2 separate regions of the Mus musculus genome follow, and region 2 is linked to region 1. The links are chromatin loops, found by intact Hi-C in ENCODE. Cell type or tissue: gastrocnemius. All regions are shown on one strand. Each heading gives the region's core, and the rest is flanking DNA. Links, peaks and the distances in the headings are about the cores only. Region 1 overlaps Hyou1 (hypoxia up-regulated 1). Region 2 holds the start of H2ax (H2A.X variant histone).

Evidence for each region. Peaks named below come from ENCODE experiments on the same cell type or tissue, not always from the same donor. Only the 100,000 strongest peaks of a DNase experiment are listed, where the experiment ranks them.
Region 2: a loop joins it to region 1, with 2.3 times the contacts of the local background. A loop is called at or near these places in 9 of 42 quality-filtered maps.

What each region holds. Positions count from the first base shown.
Region 1 is chr9:44,387,850-44,392,225 of GRCm38, forward strand. Hyou1 (hypoxia up-regulated 1) reads left to right here. Exons shown (of 26, transcript NM_021395.4): 17 at 1-24; 18 at 157-329; 19 at 429-516; 20 at 633-755; 21 at 943-1,076; 22 at 1,189-1,273; 23 at 1,382-1,622; 24 at 1,728-1,778; 25 at 2,987-3,037; 26 at 3,140-4,376. The coding sequence ends at 3,201. Among named protein-coding and RNA genes, the nearest start is that of Gm26306, 5.9 kb to the right of the region's middle. In gastrocnemius, for the core only: CTCF peaks have their summits at 1,682 and 3,812 (motif pointing left); DNase peaks (open chromatin) are centred at 1,653 and 3,800; H3K27ac peaks cover 163 bases.
Region 2 is chr9:44,332,536-44,336,911 of GRCm38, forward strand. Dpagt1 (dolichyl-phosphate (UDP-N-acetylglucosamine) acetylglucosaminephosphotransferase 1 (GlcNAc-1-P transferase)) reads left to right here. Exons shown (of 9, transcript NM_007875.3): 7 at 28-115; 8 at 281-436; 9 at 522-1,360. The coding sequence ends at 587. H2ax (H2A.X variant histone) reads left to right here and starts at 2,180. Exons shown (of 1, transcript NM_010436.2): 1 at 2,180-3,542. The coding sequence starts at 2,227. The coding sequence ends at 2,658. It overlaps Hmbs (hydroxymethylbilane synthase), which reads right to left. Exons shown (of 14, transcript NM_001110251.1): 14 at 3,813-4,310. The coding sequence ends at 4,137. In gastrocnemius, for the core only: a CTCF peak has its summit at 2,597; DNase peaks (open chromatin) are centred at 642, 1,582, 2,062 and 2,516; H3K4me3 peaks cover 2,153 bases; H3K27ac peaks cover 1,671 bases.

The DNA of each region.
Region 1 (4,376 bases), core at 1-4,000:
AGTGGGGACAAGCCTGAGGCCCAGGTGAGCTGCCTGCAGGGGAAGAGGGTAGAGTCCACGGGCTGACACTGAGGGGAAGCAAGCCGCTTCCTTCATGCCTTTAGAGGAGGAGACAGCTAATGGTTTTCCTTATTACATCACTGCTCTTTCTACCAGAAGCCCAATGAGAAGGGGCAAGCAGGGCCTGAGGGTGCTGCTCCAGCTCCTGAGGAGGACAAAAAGCCGAAACCTGCCCGGAAGCAGAAAATGGTGGAGGAGATAGGTGTGGAGCTGGCTGTCTTGGACCTGCCTGACTTGCCAGAGGATGAGCTGGCCCGTTCTGTGCAGAAGTAAGTGCTGGCCGTGTGGAAGATGAGCCGGGTGTGGAAAGGTGATCCTGGAAGGCCCCCAGTTCCAGCCTCACCTCTTCCTACCTTCTCATCCCACAGACTTGAAGAACTGACCCTGCGCGACCTAGAGAAGCAGGAGAGGGAGAAAGCTGCCAACAGCTTGGAGGCTTTCATCTTTGAGACCCAGGTGAGCAGGCAAGGGCAGCAAGCATGCCCTGCCTCCCCAGAGCTTCCACTTAGGGACATGTGGCTCTGACCCTTGCCCCAAAGACTGCTGCCTGCATGGATTGGTGTCCTTGACAGGACAAGCTGTACCAGCCTGAGTACCAGGAAGTGTCCACTGAGGAACAGCGGGAGGAGATCTCGGGGAAACTCAGCGCCACTTCTACCTGGCTGGAGGATGAGGGATTTGGAGCCACCACTGTGGTGAGGAGCCTTCTGAGATGTGGCAGGCAGATGGGAGTGCTGCCCGTGTCCCCAGCCCCTCATCCCACCCCCGCTTCCAGGGCCAGAGTGAGAAGAGCTGGGGTGTCAGGATGAAGCAAGATGCAGGGCTGGGTCCAGGATGCTCCTGCTGCACTTCAGCCCTCCTCTTCCTCCTCATGTCCGTCAGATGCTGAAGGACAAGCTGGCTGAGCTGAGAAAGCTGTGCCAAGGGCTGTTTTTTCGGGTGGAAGAACGCAGGAAATGGCCAGAGCGGCTTTCAGCTCTGGATAATCTCCTCAACCATTCCAGCATTTTCCTCAAGTGAGTGTTCTTTGCTCCCTTCCTTCTTTGTGTAGTCCTGCTGAGACCATGGTTCTCCTTTCTGCCAGCTTCTCATCTGCCCTAGGCTGATCTTTTCCTCTTTGGCTCCTAGGGGTGCCCGGCTCATCCCGGAGATGGACCAGGTCTTCACTGAAGTGGAGATGACGACATTAGAGAAAGTCATCAATGACACCTGGGTAAGCTCTTGTCATTTGTAACTGGACACTTTAGCTGGTACCCTGGGATGATGAGAGTGAAGCTGCCACATCCAGGGCTAGTTCTGAGTCTTCTGGCTTCATCCCCAGGCCTGGAAGAATGCAACTCTGGCCGAACAAGCCAAGCTTCCTGCCACAGAGAAGCCTGTGCTGCTTTCAAAAGACATTGAGGCCAAAATGATGGCCCTGGACCGGGAGGTACAGTATCTACTCAATAAGGCCAAGTTTACCAAGCCACGGCCACGGCCCAAAGACAAGAATGGCACCCGGGCAGAACCTCCCCTCAATGCCAGTGCTGGTGACCAAGAGGAGAAGGTCATTCCACCTGCAGGTGAGGAGAGATGCTTGGCTGGAGCAACGATTGGTCCTGTGAGCAGTCAGAGCGCCACCTGCCTCTCTCTCGTAGGACTGCATCTAACTTTTGGTTTCCCTCTAGGCCAGACTGAAGAGGCGAAACCCATTTTAGAACCTGACAAAGAAGAGACTGGTGAGTTGGGGACCTGGGGAATGAGACATTTCATTAGTCTAGGGGCAGGCAAATTGGCAAGTATGCTCTATTTCAGGTCGGTGAATGTGGTGGCCTTTAGTTTTTAGAAGCATTGCGTTTTCTTTGGAAAAAAAACAAGGGCAAAGACAGGCTGGGGAGATGGCTCAGTGGTAAGTGCTTAATTGCACAGTGTGAGGCTAAGAGTTGAGATCCCCAGCACCCTTGTAAATGCCATGCAGCCAGGCTGCCCATTTACTATGCCAGGTGGAAGAGAAAGGTGGCTAAAGCAGGTGTGTTAGCTTATCTAGATGAAGTACCAACTCCAGATTCAAGTGAGAGACCTTCCCCAAATATATAAGAAAGTAAGCAACGAGCCGGGTGTGATGGCGCACACCTTTAATCCCAGCACTTGGGAGGCAGAGGCAGGTCTTGTCTACAAAGTGAGTTCCAGGACAGCTGGGGCTATACAGAGAAACCCTGTCTCGGGGCGGGGGGGGGGGCGGGGAAGAAAGCAAGCAAGCAACGAGGAAGAAACCCTGCATCAACCTCTGGCCTCCACATGCATGGGCAAAACATATACTTTTTTGTTGTTGTTTTGTTTTTGTTTTTTGAGATAGGGCTTCTCTGTGTGTAATCCTGATTGACCTGGAACTTGCTTTGTAGACCAGGCTGGCCTTGAACTCAATAGATTCACCTGACTCTGCCTCTCAAGGGCTGGTATAAAGGCATACACTACCACACCTGGCTTATATATTCTTTTTTTCTTTCTTCCTTCCTTTTCTTTCTTTCTTTCTTTCTTTCTTTCTTTCTTTCTTTCTTTCTTTCTTTTCTTTCTGACTGTTTCTTTCTATAGCCCTAGACCAGAGAAATGTAAAAATTTGTGGGAGAAAGGTCTGGAGAGATGACTCAATGCTTAAGAGTTCCGGCTCCTCTTCAGTGAAGTCAGTTTCTGTTTTCAGCTTGTAGCTGATGGCTCACAACTGTCTGTAACTCCAGTTCCAGAGGACCTGATTCCCTATTCTGGCCTCCCAAGGCACATATATAGTGCACAGGCATATGTGCAAGCACAACACCCATAAACATTAAATAAAAATTTAAAAAAGAAAAAAGGGAGACACCCCAGATGTGGCTCACACATCTTCTATGTGTACCACTGGATTTGTAGGTCTCACTTGTTTAGTGACTGGCCTTTTCCTTCTAAAATGCAGGTACGGAACCAGCAGACTCGGAGCCTCTGGAATTAGGAGGTCCTGGAGCTGGTAAGAGAGGAGCCTGGGGCATTGGCAGCTTGTTAGGGTTGGAGGGAAAGAAGAGGCTGTTGAGCCTTACACTGCTATTCTCCTCCCCTCCCCCTCCAACAGGACCTGAACAGGAAGAGCAGTCAGCAGGACAGAAGCGGCCTTCAAAGAACGATGAACTATAACCCCAGCTCCTGCCTTCCGACTTGGCTCCAGCCCCTTCTCCTACCACCTCTATTTATTATACATCAGGGTTGGAGTGGGGGTTGGTCCCTCAGGGGCTCAAGTTCCTTCTCTCAGCTGGGACAGGAGGTGGCTGCTCAGTCCTAGAGTAGCTCTATGGGTGAAACCGGCTCTAGTTCTGTCCCCAGCCCCACCCTCTGGTCTCCTACTCTCTGGCCCTGTGTTTGGGAAAAATCACTATTATGTCTTAATTCTTTGCCTGTGGGTAAGTGAGAGAATGGCTGCCAGTAGTTGTTGGAGACCTGGTAGTGGGAAGGATGTTATGGGTCACTGGAAAGTGGCCAGTCTTCACAGCATCCTTTCATCTTTTCCTCTTCCACAAAATCAGTGTCCTGTTTGGGCCAGTGTCTACAGAGCCTCAGTCCCACTTGGTTTCTGAGTGCCTCTTTTCTCTTCTGTGTCTTCTCTTCCCTTGTCCTTCCTCCTTGGCTCTTCTGTCCTTTCCTTCCCTGTGCAGACAGGACTATGGTCTTCTTGCCCAAAGACTTTCATCTGGACTGTCTATAGAGTAAATATGCTCTCATGGTTCATGCGACCCCTGGTGGCTGGAGTAAGCGGGGAGCAGGCAAGAAGGGAAAGCCCTGTAGCCCTGAATGGGTTGTTGGACCCAGGACAGTACAGGTCCGGAGAGTGGCTGGCAAGGATGCAAGTATACTGCAGGCACTCGACATCCTTGTCAGCCCCAGTTCCTGTGACACCTACCCCTTCATGCTCTTTCCTCCTTCCCCCTGGGCTGACCAAAAATGTGCTATCTACTGTGAGCCCCTTTCCCAAGACCCTGGGGGACGGAGAGACCATGGAGTGAATGTAAAAATGCCACCTCACTCTCAGGCAAGCTTTGTGGGTAAAGACGAGGGGTCAGGGTTCAACTTGACAGTGTACTTCGCTAGGAAGGAGAGGCCCTTGCCTGCTATAACCATGCCTAGAGTGCCTGTCCTCCAGTATTGCACCTGTAGCCGGAGCTAGGGCCACCCCAGTGCAGGGGCAAAGCAAACCTGATGTCAGTCGTTTTGTCTTTTCTACCCCAACCTCACCCTCTCACCCTACTTTCCACCCCCCACCCCGCCTTTTTTTTTTTTTTTTTTTTTTTTTTGTGCCACATTGGCAGAGGGGCCTA
Region 2 (4,376 bases), core at 147-4,146, 55 kb before region 1:
TCAAATGAAATTATCTTCCCATTGCAGACTCAACGCAAAGACAGGCAAACTGGAAATGAGCTATTCCAAGTTCAAGACCAAGAACCTCTCTTTCCTGGGCACCTTTATTTTAAAGGTAACAAGGTAACAGGAGGTAAGGCCCGAGGCCGCCATCCTTAACTTGGGAAAAGAGAAACCTAGGCCTTTTCAGGCCCAAGGGGAGTTTGGGAACATCAAGAAGATCCCTATTCGTGAAGTAGATCTGCATAACTGAAGTCATCTTCACCTCTGGTCCCTGCAGGTAGCAGAGAACCTCCGGTTAGTGACAGTTCACCAAGGTGAGAGTGAGGACGGTGCCTTCACTGAGTGTAACAACATGACCCTCATCAACTTGCTACTTAAAGTCTTTGGGCCTATACATGAGAGAAACCTCACCCTGCTCCTGCTGCTCCTGCAGGTACAGCTCAGGGTGGGGCTTAGTAATGCCATGGCGTTTACATCTCTGGTTGGCCTTGCTTCTAATTCCAGTCCACTTCTCCCAGGTCCTAAGCAGCGCCGCCACCTTCTCCATTCGTTACCAACTCGTCCGACTCTTCTATGATGTCTGAGCTCCCTGACAGCTGCCCTTTACCTCACAGTCTCCATTGGACCTCAGCCAGGACCAGCCTCTGTCTGGTCCGAGATGACCCTCTGGTCCAGGCCTCGCTGACACTTTTGTTCTCAGCTTCTGCCATCTGTGACTACTGATATCCTGGATGGACACCTTGCTGGACTTGAAGTCCGCTAGTTGGACTTTGCCTAGGGCTTTCATCTTGCCTTGCCCTCCCTTTCTGTCCCATCTGCAGCCTCACCAGGTGGGCTTGTAGCCTCTATTATGCAAATATTCGTAGCTCAGCTTTCAGAGCGCTAACTCTAAAGGAATTCACCTGAGCCTTGAGAGAGAACCTGGGCTAGGGCTAGAGTTAGGGCTACATACTCCAAGGTGACCTCACATTTGACTATCAAATGAAGTGTTGTGATTGGGAAGCGTAGAGGCAGGGCCATGTGCTCAGAACGGTGACAATAAAGGACTGCCTTTTACTTGTTCCTCTAGTGTAGCATCCCCTCCCTCTGTCCTTTTTAACCTTCGTGGTGCTTCAGGAGTGAACACCGGGGCTTCCTTATACTTAACTGCTCTACCACTGAACTATATGCCAAGTCTGGTATATTTATTTTTTATATAGGCATTTTAGGATAGATTGGAAGGGTTAGACCGGGTACCTTTCCCAATAGGATACCGATCTCTGTTCCATCAGACCCTTTCTTGCAAAAAAGGCCTGTCACAAACTAAGACCAGACAGAACATGTTGAATAAATATCGCAGCACAAACTTGTGATAGCATAAAAGATCACAGTGCTCCATTTTCTGGCATAGGATTAAACTCCTAGGAGGTTTCATTTCGTTTCTTTTAAACCCTCCCTCCCTTTAATCTGCACTAGGGAGGCAGAGGCAGGCTGATCTCTGAGTTCCAGGACAGGCAGGGCTACTCAGAGAAACCCTGTCTCAAACAAACAAAAGCCAGATGGTGGTGGCGCACGCCTTTAATCCTCAGGCTTGGGAGGCAGAGGCAGGCGGATCTCTGAATTCAAGGCCAGCCTGGTCTACAGAGTGAGTTCCAGGACAGCCAGGGCTACACAGAGAAACCCTGTCTCGAAAAACAAACAAACAAACCTAAAAATAATAATGAACAAATAAACCCTCCGTCTACCAGATTAGAGGAGGGAGTGGGAAGTGCTCTAACCTGGAAGGAGAACGCTGCTTATAGTGTAGACCCTTTTCCTTTAAGACCAAAGACCGACTCAAATTTCCCAGAAACTGTAGAGGTAGCTCCAAGCTCCACCCTTCTAGTCTTCAGGTTTTGTTGTCGCGCCGTAGCGTTTAAATTTCGCGCGCTCTACACGGATTGGCCATTTCCAGGGGTGAGCAGCCTCCGGCTTGCGGCCACTCCGCCTTGTCTTCTTCCCCGGGTAAAAGGTTTTCAAATTGGACCAATCACTGGGCGCGTTCTCTCAGCTAAGGCGCGTCACCGAAGGGTTAATTGCAACCAACCAGAGGTGGGTATTAAAAAAGGAACCAATCAGGAGGAAGCGGGGGCGTGTCCAGGGAGTTTATAAGGCCGGGCTTGGCCGGCCAGGCGACCGTTGACTGCGGCGGTTGGTAGTTCGTGGTCTCTCAGCGTTGTTCGCAGCTCTTCTACCTCGTACACTATGTCCGGACGCGGCAAGACCGGCGGCAAGGCCCGCGCCAAGGCCAAGTCGCGCTCTTCACGCGCCGGCCTTCAGTTCCCTGTAGGCCGCGTACACCGGCTGCTGCGGAAAGGCCACTACGCCGAGCGCGTGGGCGCAGGCGCGCCGGTGTACCTGGCAGCGGTGCTCGAGTACCTCACTGCCGAGATCCTGGAGCTGGCGGGCAACGCGGCCCGCGACAACAAGAAGACGCGCATCATCCCGCGCCACCTGCAGCTGGCCATCCGCAACGACGAGGAGCTCAACAAGCTGCTGGGCGGCGTGACCATCGCGCAGGGCGGCGTCCTGCCCAACATCCAGGCCGTGCTGCTGCCCAAGAAGAGCAGCGCCACCGTGGGGCCCAAGGCGCCGGCGGTCGGCAAGAAGGCCTCGCAGGCCTCTCAGGAGTACTGAGGGGGCCCGCGCCGAGGCCGCCCAGCCCTCCCCACACCTCCACAAAGGCCCTTTTAAGGGCCACCACCTCCCTCACAGAAAGAGCTGAGCCACTTCGGGCTGCGGCGGCTTGCCGCGTCCCCATCCTTTCTCTTTCCCTCCTCTCCCCTCCCCGCCCTCGCGCCACTCTTCCCCTTACCCCGCACGGCCTCCGGTTCTGCCACGGAGGACGCGGGCGCCGCGGCACCTGCCCATCCCGGAGCTCGTGACATCGCTTCGCCGTTCTCGGTTGTGGACGACGGCTCCGTGCGGAGAGGCTGCGGCGCCTTCCCGGAGTCTCGGCCCCTCGCTCAGACGTCCGGCCGCGGTGGGCTTGAAGGTTAGTCCCTCCGCAGCTACAGCCCCGGCGTCTTTGCTTCAGCTTGGTGCTTAGCCCTCGCCTGGACCTTTGAAAAGTGACTTGATTGCCGGGCTTAGAGGAGGAGAAATGGATCACATTGTTTCCTTCGGTGTCACCGTTGCTGGCCTCATACCAGTTGACCCTGTCGCCATTCGTAGGCCAGTGTGGTGTGGCGGGGCCAAAAATGGTTGTAATGTGAACCCAGTTTCTCTAGGAATACCTCCCGGCAAGGGTCAGAGAGACGCTTACCGGCCTGTGGACAAGAGTTCTATACCTGCCGCAGGCGACTGGCAGCCGGGCCTAGCCATCCATCCCCTCTTCCCCAGCGACTCAACTACAACCCAAACACCTAGATACCAGCACAAGCCGGTGAATCCCTGTCTGGACTGAGCCTCTGGCTTCTGAACTGGAACTTTTGCAGCTATTACAAGTTTAGAACCTTAAGTGGGGAGATTTAATGGGCTAATTTTATTAAAGGATCGTTTGGTTTTGTTTTTTTAAAAAAGTGGTTTAATGTTGAATGCTGTAGTCCCAGGGCTGGACATATAGCTCCGTGGTAGAGCCATGTGCCTGGCACATCTTGGGAGAGAATGGGACTTCCCTTTCTGCAGGCCGTGGGAGTGGGAAAGGCTATGTAATCCACGAAGATCCCGTTGACTGAAGACAGGCTGTAGGAATTGAAGGCTGATTTTTTTTTTTTTTTTTTTTTTTTTTTTTTTTTGAGAACATGAGGCAAATCACAGCGTGTTTTACAACAGAAAGGTCTCAGACTCAATTCAAGTTTAAAAGGGCTTTGGGTTTATTCATATCTTCCCCAACTCTATCAGAAGAACCACATTCTAAACTGGTTTATTAGTGGTATTGGTTACATTCAAAGATTGGCATGGACTTTCTCTAAAGAGATGAAGCCCCCAACTACTGAGGGAAAGGCAGATATGGAGGCCCCAAGGTGAGGCATATCTTCCAAAGTGGAAGTCTCAACAACCCCGTGGTTCAATTTCCTGGGATAATCACATCCCTAGGGATGGAGCACAGGGCACTTGGAAGCCAGAAGTAGGCAGTGGAGTGGCAGCCAGGGTTCCTGTGCCCTACAGACCAGTTAGCGCACATCATTAAGCTGCCGTGCAACATCCAGGATGTTCTTGGCTCCTTTGTTGAGCAGCAAGCTGGCCAGGCTGATGCCCAGGTTCTCAGCAGCTAGCTGGGCTCCTCTTGGAATGTTACGGGCAGTGATTCCAACCAGTTGTGGGTCATCTTCTGGACCATCTTCTTGCTGGATGACAGGTTACAATTTTGGTAAGAGGAAGATTACAAGCAGTTCTATTTATTCCTTCCTCAT